Regions from separate parts of the Homo sapiens genome. Here region 2 is linked to region 1. Evidence: chromatin contacts called from ENCODE Hi-C or POLR2A ChIA-PET data. All regions are on one chromosome and are shown on one strand. The core of a region is the stretch at or near the end of the contact, and the rest is flanking DNA. Distances in the headings are between cores, read along the strand shown. Region 1 overlaps UBE2E2 (ubiquitin conjugating enzyme E2 E2). Region 2 has its middle 42 kb from the start of UBE2E1.

Evidence for each region. Hi-C counts contacts between places; a loop is a spot of excess contacts on that map. ChIA-PET counts read pairs that join two places held with the same protein, here RNA polymerase II (POLR2A). Pooled maps may share reads with other maps.
Region 2: a pooled map shows a loop between it and region 1 (6-fold over the local background). The contact joins two enhancer-like sites. A Hi-C loop is called at or near these places in 8 of 37 single-sample maps with no recorded cell type and 4 of 50 pooled maps. POLR2A ChIA-PET finds 5 or more read pairs at or near these places in 2 of 52 experiments (BJ and OCI-LY7).

The regions. Positions count from the first base shown.
Region 1 is chr3:23,323,574-23,327,871 of GRCh38, forward strand. The region is part of intron 3 of UBE2E2 (ubiquitin conjugating enzyme E2 E2); the gene reads left to right. Among named protein-coding and RNA genes, the nearest start is that of UBE2E2, 120 kb to the left of the region's middle. Within about 2 kb of position 2,283, at least 3 of the 41 ENCODE cell types and tissues checked have a DNase peak (open chromatin) inside an H3K27ac peak, as active enhancers do; they include OCI-LY7, where a contact is called at or near this core.
Region 2 is chr3:23,761,737-23,766,089 of GRCh38, forward strand. No RefSeq gene overlaps it. Among named protein-coding and RNA genes, the nearest start is that of UBE2E1, 42 kb to the right of the region's middle. RefSeq lists a silencer at 1,530-1,579. Within about 2 kb of position 1,400, at least 11 of the 41 ENCODE cell types and tissues checked have a DNase peak (open chromatin) inside an H3K27ac peak, as active enhancers do; they include OCI-LY7, where a contact is called at or near this core.

The DNA of each region.
Region 1 (4,298 bases), core at 1,033-3,532:
GGATGCCCACTAGGTAGGTATAATGCACATATTTCAAAATCTGAAAAAATAAAATATCCAAAACACTTCTGGGGTTAAGCATTTCAGATAAGGGCTATTCAACTTGTGTAAGTTAAACTTCTCTGAATGCCAGGATTCCTTTTTTTCCCTTTTAGCAAACTCCTGTCCTTATTTTAGTTTTAGTTCAATGTCACCTTCTCTGTGAAGGCTGCCGTTTTTCACAGGATGCAGAAATCTCTTATTCCCCTGTGCTTTCTCATAGCACTTTTGTACTTGCCTCACTTGGTACAAGTATTATTTGTTCATGCCATGATTGATTATTGAGCTCCTTGAAGACAAAAGTTGTGATATACCTCTTCACTTCTCCATGGCCTTGAATTAACCATAATGGAGCTCAGTAAATGTTTTTAAAGTAAATGAATGAACAAATGGTACATGCTTGATGTGTGTCTGTAAACTGTATAAGCCAAACATTGTGTACTCCCTGTTTCTGGAATAACTGTGCAATGCTAAACATTTCTTTGACTACTTACTATATGATGTCTGCTGGTTTTTGCTGCATAAATATTCTGATATCTTCAGTTGGTGCTTAGCCAGTTTATTCCTGTTCCACTGCATCACTTATGATTATTTGGGACCTGGATGAAGCAGTTTCATTGTAATGTTGTATTAGTTGAATCTGTGATTTTATAAAATACGAATTAAATTTCTTATAAAATGAAGTTTGTCACTCATATTTGTCTAAATTTGTTTAAAAATAAAAATCCTAGCTAAACTCTTGCCTATCCCAGAAATGAATTTAAGGACCGTATTCCTTATGAATTATGAAGGGAATTTAAAAGGGAAGCATCCAGGAAGGTGTAATTAGTGTCTGGTAAACTGGCTCTTGTGTTTTCTCTGCCTTTCCTCTCTTTCTTTTACCAGCTACCTGTAGACCATTTCCCTGTTTATTAGCTGCAGTACCAGAAGGTGGAATAGGAAATGAAGTTTACATCCTTCAGTTTTGTTATTTGTTAGCTGATTTCTTAAATTTTAGGTGTGAAGAACTATAAAAAAGTTAGGTTGTTTGTGCTGCATCCTTATTATTTTTTGTATCCTGTTATCACAGGCATTGATGACTTATGTATAATTGAGTAAAGCTGCAGGAAAGAAAAGCACTTAGGAAATGCCTCTTCAGATTTTCAAGATCTTTTCACACCTCTCTTGGAGAAAAGAATTTAAAAAAAAAAAACCTAAATGGATTCTAATTATTTTCTTTATCTGTGGTATTTTGTTTTGTTAAATAGTGTGTTATATAATGAATAGTGGAATTGGGTTCAGTTGTGAATTACAGGAAGTGACACATATGATAAAGATTGTGGTTTTATGTCTGTTCAACAAACCACAGTGGAACTGAAATGAAACTATAAATATTTTAACTACACCAATTGCTTTCTGCCGCCAAGCAGGACTAGTCCTAATGAAAACTAGATAAGCTGATACAAAGTTGTTGAGAAGCAGTACAGAATATAGGTCCTTATGTACCATCAGGAAACTTTAGCAGTTTTGAATCTTCTAGGCACACATTACTTTTGATCAGTAAGAAACAATTATTAGGTTATTTTACTCTTTTAAGAATTGAAGTAGCCACAATAAAGCTATTGTGTGTTTTTTTTTCCTTTGGGACAAGGATTTAGATTTAATAATAAAATGTGTTTTGTATAGTAAATATTCATGAAACAATTGAAAAGCAAATAAAAACATTCAATTTGTGTACTCTTTTCACAATTTACATACTAATCTGAGGCTGGGCTGGAGGAGAAATATATTCCCACATTATTCACTTACCAGGAGTATACCATACTTTCAGAAGCTTTTTCTTGACTAGTGATGACTCTTAAGATTTTACTGTTAGGATTTGAACACTTGTAGGTCCTTTAGTATACAGAAAACATTAGATATATTTAATGGGATAGCATAAGTAATTTCCATTCTCATTCTTTTCTTGAGTTTTAAAGTCTAAACCCATAGACTTACACACTTAGTCTTTGTCCACTAGTCAGAATGTTTACACTTTGCTAAGTAGTTATGAACGTCCTCTCCGGTGTATTTGTTTCATTTTTCACCATGTGAGGCTTGACTGCTTAGTTTGTGTGAGAGAATGTGCTACTGTGAGAAATATAATAGTGAATATCTAACCCCTCCGTATCACTGACCTTCGGTCTAGTAGAGGAGAGACCATTATAAAAATAACTAGGGAGCCCTTATATCCTAACTTCTCTTATCCTGGCAAAATTATCAATATCACCCTTTTTCACTTTCCAGTGTTGTGGTTTGGGTGATGAGTGATATAGTCACACTGTGAGTAATGAGGGGAAAGAACAAATATTTTTAACCTGATACTTTTTCTGAATTCATGTTTAGGTGGTAGAGGATACCATTTGATTCTTGGAGACTCCCAAATATAATTTTCTGTCTCATTTTGACTTCTTGTAGATACATGCTTTGTAATCTTTTATTTTTATTTATTTATTTTTGAGGTGGAGTCTTGCTTTCTCGCCCAGGCTGGAGTGCAGTGGCGCGATCTTGGCTCACTGCAACCTCCACCCCTGGGGTTCAAGTGATTCTCTTGCCTCAGCCTCCCGAGTAGCTGGGATTACAGGCGCCTGCCACCAAGCCTGGCTAATTTTGTATTTTTAGTGGAAACGGTGTTTCACCATTTTGGCCAGGCTGTTCTCGAGCTACTGACTTCAGGTGATCTGCCTGCCTTGGCCTCCCAAAGTGCTGGGATTATAGGCTTGAGCCACCGTGCCTGGCCATCTGTAATCTTTTAAAAAGGAAGAGAAGGGTACCAATTATCTGGCTTTTCAAGATTTTTCAAAACATTTTTTGAAAAATTTCTGAGTTTTTGGAATTAACCCTTTGAGCAGCTGCTGAGATTTTTATGTTCTTAAATTGGTTAGATTAAAAGAAACATTTAAGATGTGTCTGTCCCTTGCCTTTTTCTAAATAATTTATGATTAATGTCACATATCCTATACAAAAAAAAGTATGAGGTTGTATGTAGTTTTGACTTGAGATTTTCCAGAAGTCTTTTAATGGCACATAAAGGTTTTTTGTTTGTTTGTTTTTGTTTTATACTTTAAGTTCTTGGGTACATGTGCACAACGTGCAGGTTTGTTATATATGTGTACATGTCCCATGTTGGTGCGCTGCACCCATTAACTCGTCATTTACATTAGGTATATCTCCTAATGCTGTCCCTCCCCACTCCCCCCACCCCACCACAGGCCCTGGTGTGGGATGTTCCCCACCCTGTGTCCAAGTGTTCTTATTGTTCAATTCCTACCTATGAGTGAGAACATGCGATGTTTGGTTTTCTGTCCTTGCGATAGTTTGCTGAGAATGATGGTTTCCAGCTTCATCCATGTCCCTGCAAAGGACATGAACTCATCCTTTTTTATGGCTGCATGGTATTCCGTGGTGTTTATGTGCCACATTTTCTTAATCCAGTCTGTCATTGTTGGACATTTGGGTTGGTTCCAAGTCTTTGCTATTGTGAATAGTGCTGCAATAAACATACATGTGCATATGTCTTTATAGCAGCATGATTTATAATCCTTTGGATATATACCCAGTAATGGAATGGCTGGGTCAAATAGTACTTCTAGTTCTAGGTCCTTGAGGAATCACCACACTGTCTTCCACAATGGTTGAACTAGTTTACAGTCCCACCAACAGTGTAAAAGTGTTCCTATTTCTCCACATCCTCTCCAGCACCTGTTGTTTCCTGACTTTTTAATGATCGCCATTCTAACTGGTGTGAGATGATATCTCATTGTGGTTTTGATTTGCATTTCTCTGATGGTAATGGCACATAAAGTTTAATCTGCAATACGGAATCTGATATACCACCCCTTTCCTCTCACCATCATCTACTCTATTTTACTAACATGAAACTCCTTAAGCAGCCTTTTAACTAGGACAAATACTTGTATCAACCAATACAGAAAGATTATTTATTGTTCTTATAGGCAGGTTTGTTTGTGGCTGCAGTTAGTATTAGACTGTCACTTGGGATGTTATTCTGGAATTGCTTTTTCTAATTCTTTCAGTGAAGGTATGTGACTCGTTCTCTTTTTTCCTTTTGCAAAGCAAAGGCTCGACAAAATTTTATAGACTGGTGAAACATTTTGCAGGTCTGAAAAAAGTGTTGTAAACCTGCTCATGAGGTTCAGACAAAACTTCTGTGCATAAATTAGGAGTTGGTGTTGTCTAGGAGTTTGTGAAGATTAAGTTTTTCAGGGTTCTGATTTCAT
Region 2 (4,353 bases), core at 150-2,649, 440 kb after region 1:
TTGGGGTAAGGCATCTATTTTAGAATGGTTGGGGGTGGATGTGGAGGACATATGTTGGTTTTCCTGCCCACCAGTGCCACCACTTACAGTGTTCAGGTGTCTGTCACACAGCACAATGTTGTCCTGCCAAGGAGTCAATTGAGTCAATATCCACCTTTAGTTCTGCTCACTCAACTATCTGTCCTAGGTGTGGGTTTTCTTCTGCCCAGAGGAAGGCAGGTCAAAGGTGCCATCTGCTCCCCAAGAAGTGGGGGCATAGGTCTGCATCAGCCTGGAGGGGGTGCCTGTTTCCAACTCACAAGGGTCCCACATAGGCTAGCTATGGCATCTTGCATCCATCCCTTCTTCTTTTGAAGCTGAAACACAATTTTCTTTCGTGGAGTCAGGCCCTACCCAATCTCAGTCCTGTGGTTTGATGGAGCAGACCCCACTCTCATCTTCAGGAATGGACCACTGACCCAAGCCTGTAGCCATTTTAAGGATGGGCACCTGACTTAGTGAGAATAACTACAGAATTATTGCTGGAACTGTTGATACCAAGCCAATCCTTTTCTTGGAGTTGCTAATCTCGGGAGAGGTGGAGGGAGCAGAAAAGAAGATAGCATTGCAAGAAGCCTCGGAATCAGTTGAGTCTGACCAGATTCGTCTTCTTATGGTTAGTTATACGAACCAATTCTCTGTTTTACTCAGGCTGGGTTAGGTTGACTCTCCCTGGCAACCAAGAGAATTCTCACCAATACAATGAGAAAGCGGAAGTTTCACCTTAAATGAAAGCTCCTCTAGCATCCTCTAGCAGATTTGTCAAGAGATCGTTCCAAATCTGAACCCATCCTAAAAAGGCATCCCTGTCCCCCCGGGCTTGTTGGAAAGACAGGATTGTGAAGGGCCTGTCCCACAGGCATGTAAATTACGTTGAGGTTTATTTGCCTACACTTGCAATATCTATTCTTTCACTTCTGGTGGTTCTAGAAGATGCTGGAGCACTTATCCCTCAGGTCACTAACAACACTGTCAAGAAAAGACCCACATTTTAAATTCCATTTAGTCCATTTCTGCAGAGCTGGGTAACCAAATGAGACAGCCATGGAAAATATATGACTTCCATTATTATGACGTGGAAAACAGAGCTGTCTAATTGCTTTTGTCCACTGGTGTATAAAGATTGAGACCAGATGTGTTTAAAAAAAAAAAAAGGAAAAGAAAGAAAGAAAAAAAAGGGCTTGAGTTGGCCGTTGCTTTGAACAAAGCAGTCTGATTTCCTCTCTTTCTCTCTCTCTCTCTCTCTGGGAAAGACGACATGAAAGTGTTTTAACTGCTTGTAATTTTTCATAGCCTCGTTGATTTTGCTTTTCACAGAAGATGAAATTGTGAAATTGGCCTTGAAAACTTTATTTTCGCTTTCCTCAATTCAAAGGGACAATTGTGGAAGGAAAGAACTGAGCTGCTTGCCAGACCCAGCGCACTCCTTTTTCTCTGGACAGCTGCTGCTTTGCAGAGGGTCGTGGGAGGAGGTGAGTCCTAACGCAGATCAGACCCTCCTTCCCTCAGCCAGCCGCTGGGGAGTAGAGTCTTCGCATGTAAATCCACAGGAATGGATGAGATGATGATCGGCTTTAAATAGAACCACCCAGGGCCCAGCTTCTGTGTTTCATTTTCCAGAAGAGCCCCTAAATCTGCTTCAACATTTTTTTAACCTCTCCAGTTATTTTTAGCACACGCAGCCAACAGAGCTCAGCAGGCCCGTGGAGGCGCTAACATGTCCCCCAGTTCATCTCCTTCTGCAAAGGTGCATTTGAAGCATGAAAAATAAAAAATAAAAAATACGTGCGGACCCAAAGAGGTGATGATTTAGAAGCCAGGTTACATGGCCCTGCTGCTCTGTATCAAGCGAGTGCTGCCCACTGGAAATACAATTCTTTTAAAGATTATATCATTATTTTCAAAATTAATTTTTGAGGCCGGGCGCGGTGGCTCACGCCTGTAATCCCAGCACTTTGGGGGACCGAGGCGGGCGGATCACGAGGTCAGGAGATGGAGACCATCCTGGCTAACACGGTGAAACCCCGTCTCTACTAAAAACACAAAAATTAGCCGGGCATGGTGGCAGGCGCCTGTAGTCCCAGCTACTGGGGAGGCTGAGGCAGGAGATTGGCATGAACCCGGGAGGCGGAGCTTGCAGTGAGCCGAGATCGCGCACTGCACTCCAGCCTGGGCGACAGAGCGAGACTCCATCAAAATAATAATAATAATAATAATAATTATTATTATTATTATTATTATTATTGTCTGAAGACTAATAAGAGTATGCATGGTAGATTGGGAAAAGAGGAGGCTCCCACAGCAGCAATTTCCTGAGGGTCGCAGTAACCATGGATCACGGTGTTGAGCCAAACCTGGGAAATGGGAAGGAACGGAAGCAGGATTCCTCCAGAAAACCTCATAGGGCTTCTGCAGCCCCGCTCCCAGTGGCCAGCAGAGTCACTTTCTCATTTACTGGAGAAGTTGGTAATTTACTGCTCCCTATGCAGGGGTTTCCCTCCCATTCCAGGGTCTGAAGCTATGTAGTTGCATCTCAGAATATTTACAGGGATCTCATAGTTCCACAGGGGTCTTTGCTATTCTCTGCTAGAGCCCCCCATAGTTCATCTCTAATTGGGGCAAAATAAATACTTTTAATTAATTTCCCTCACATTTTTATAGGCAACAAATCCTCAGTGATACCATAGAGAAGAAAAGATTGTGCAAAAGAATGTAAGATGCTAAATGCTTCTGCTGGAATGGGTAAGTTTCCCCAGCACTTACTCCACACATCCATTTCCCTGTACTTATGTGTATTATCATTCCAAATCAGGGCTCCACAAAATCCAGGCCTCCCTTTTCTCCCAGTGCCCTTGGCTTTCAATTAATTCTGACATGATTTCCATAGGGAGTGATTAATGTGTAGCATGAATGGGAACAGCCATTACAGAGCAATTGCAGTGGAGAAGACTGGGCTCATTGGTGCTGTACTTAGGAGCCAGGTGACCTTGGGCAAGTAATTTAGCCTCTATTAGCCCCGACTTCCTCCTCCATGGAATGGACTCCTTTGCAGCATTGTTATAAGGATTAAAGGAGAAGGCCAGGCGCAGTGGCTTACGCCAGTAATCCCAGCACTTCGGGAGGCCAAGGCGGGCGATCACCTGAGGTCAGGAGTTCCAGACCAGCCTAACCAACGTGGCAAAACCCCATCTCTACTTAAAAAAAAAAAAAGCAAGACAATTAGCCAGGCATGGTGGTGCCAGCCTGTAATCCCAGCTACTCGGGAGGCCGAGGCAGGAGAAACATTTGAACTCAGGAGGTAGAGGTTGCAGTGAGCTGAGATCATCCCACCGCACTCCAGCCTAGGCGAAAGAGCAAGACTCCATCTAGAAAAAAAAAAATTAAACGAGAAAATGAAAGTGGTGCTCAACGAATAGGACTGCTACTATGATTAAATCATTGCCAGAGCCTCCTTAGAACATGACCCCAGGATTCATGCTGTATGTCCCCTTAAAAGTGTGACTACCTTACAGGGAGTTTGGCACTTTGATAAATGGAACACAGGCTCGGGTACAATGTGAAACCCAGGATTCCATTGCATTCTCCTCCAAGGGCCTGTGCAAGAGAGGTCTGCTCAAATATGCTCCTTCTAAGGGAGGCTGTTGCTCCACCAGCTCGCTAGAGACACTGAACGAACAGGGCTTGGAGGACAGGTTTTGAATCTTGTGGCGCTACCCACCCTTCCCACCTTTCCAAGACACCAACATATCAGATCAGGGAGAGACGCCTAACCTAATACCAGCACTTTCTCAGGCAGGCCAGCAACCTTTGAATACTTGGGAATTTGAATTGTGAAACCTGGAAAGACGTCCCCATAACAGTGGGGTCCAAAGCTGAGGGTCATGAAGTTGGGAGTAAAGAGAAATCCTGGGAAGCAAGAACAGCTAGAGGAAGAATGATAGAGCAGGCCTGTTCTCCAGTTCTCCCTTCTGTCTACCTATCTTTTTAGCACAAATCGCCTTTCTCCCGGGGCAGAGGAAATAAGGAGCGCTCCATGCCTCATGGAGTGAGCTGAATTATGGCCCCAAAAAGACATGTCCACATCTTAACCCCTGAAACCTGTCAATGTGACCTTATTTGGAAAAAGCATTTTTACAAATGTAATTAAGTTAAGGCTCTTGAAATGAGATCATCTTGGATTATCTGGGTGGGCCCTAAATCCAATCGCAAGTGTTCTCAGAGAGACAGAAAAGGAGAAAACATGGAGAGACACAGGAAAGAAGGCAGATGAAAGATGAACACTGCGTTTGGCATAAAGCAGAGAATCAGTAAAGC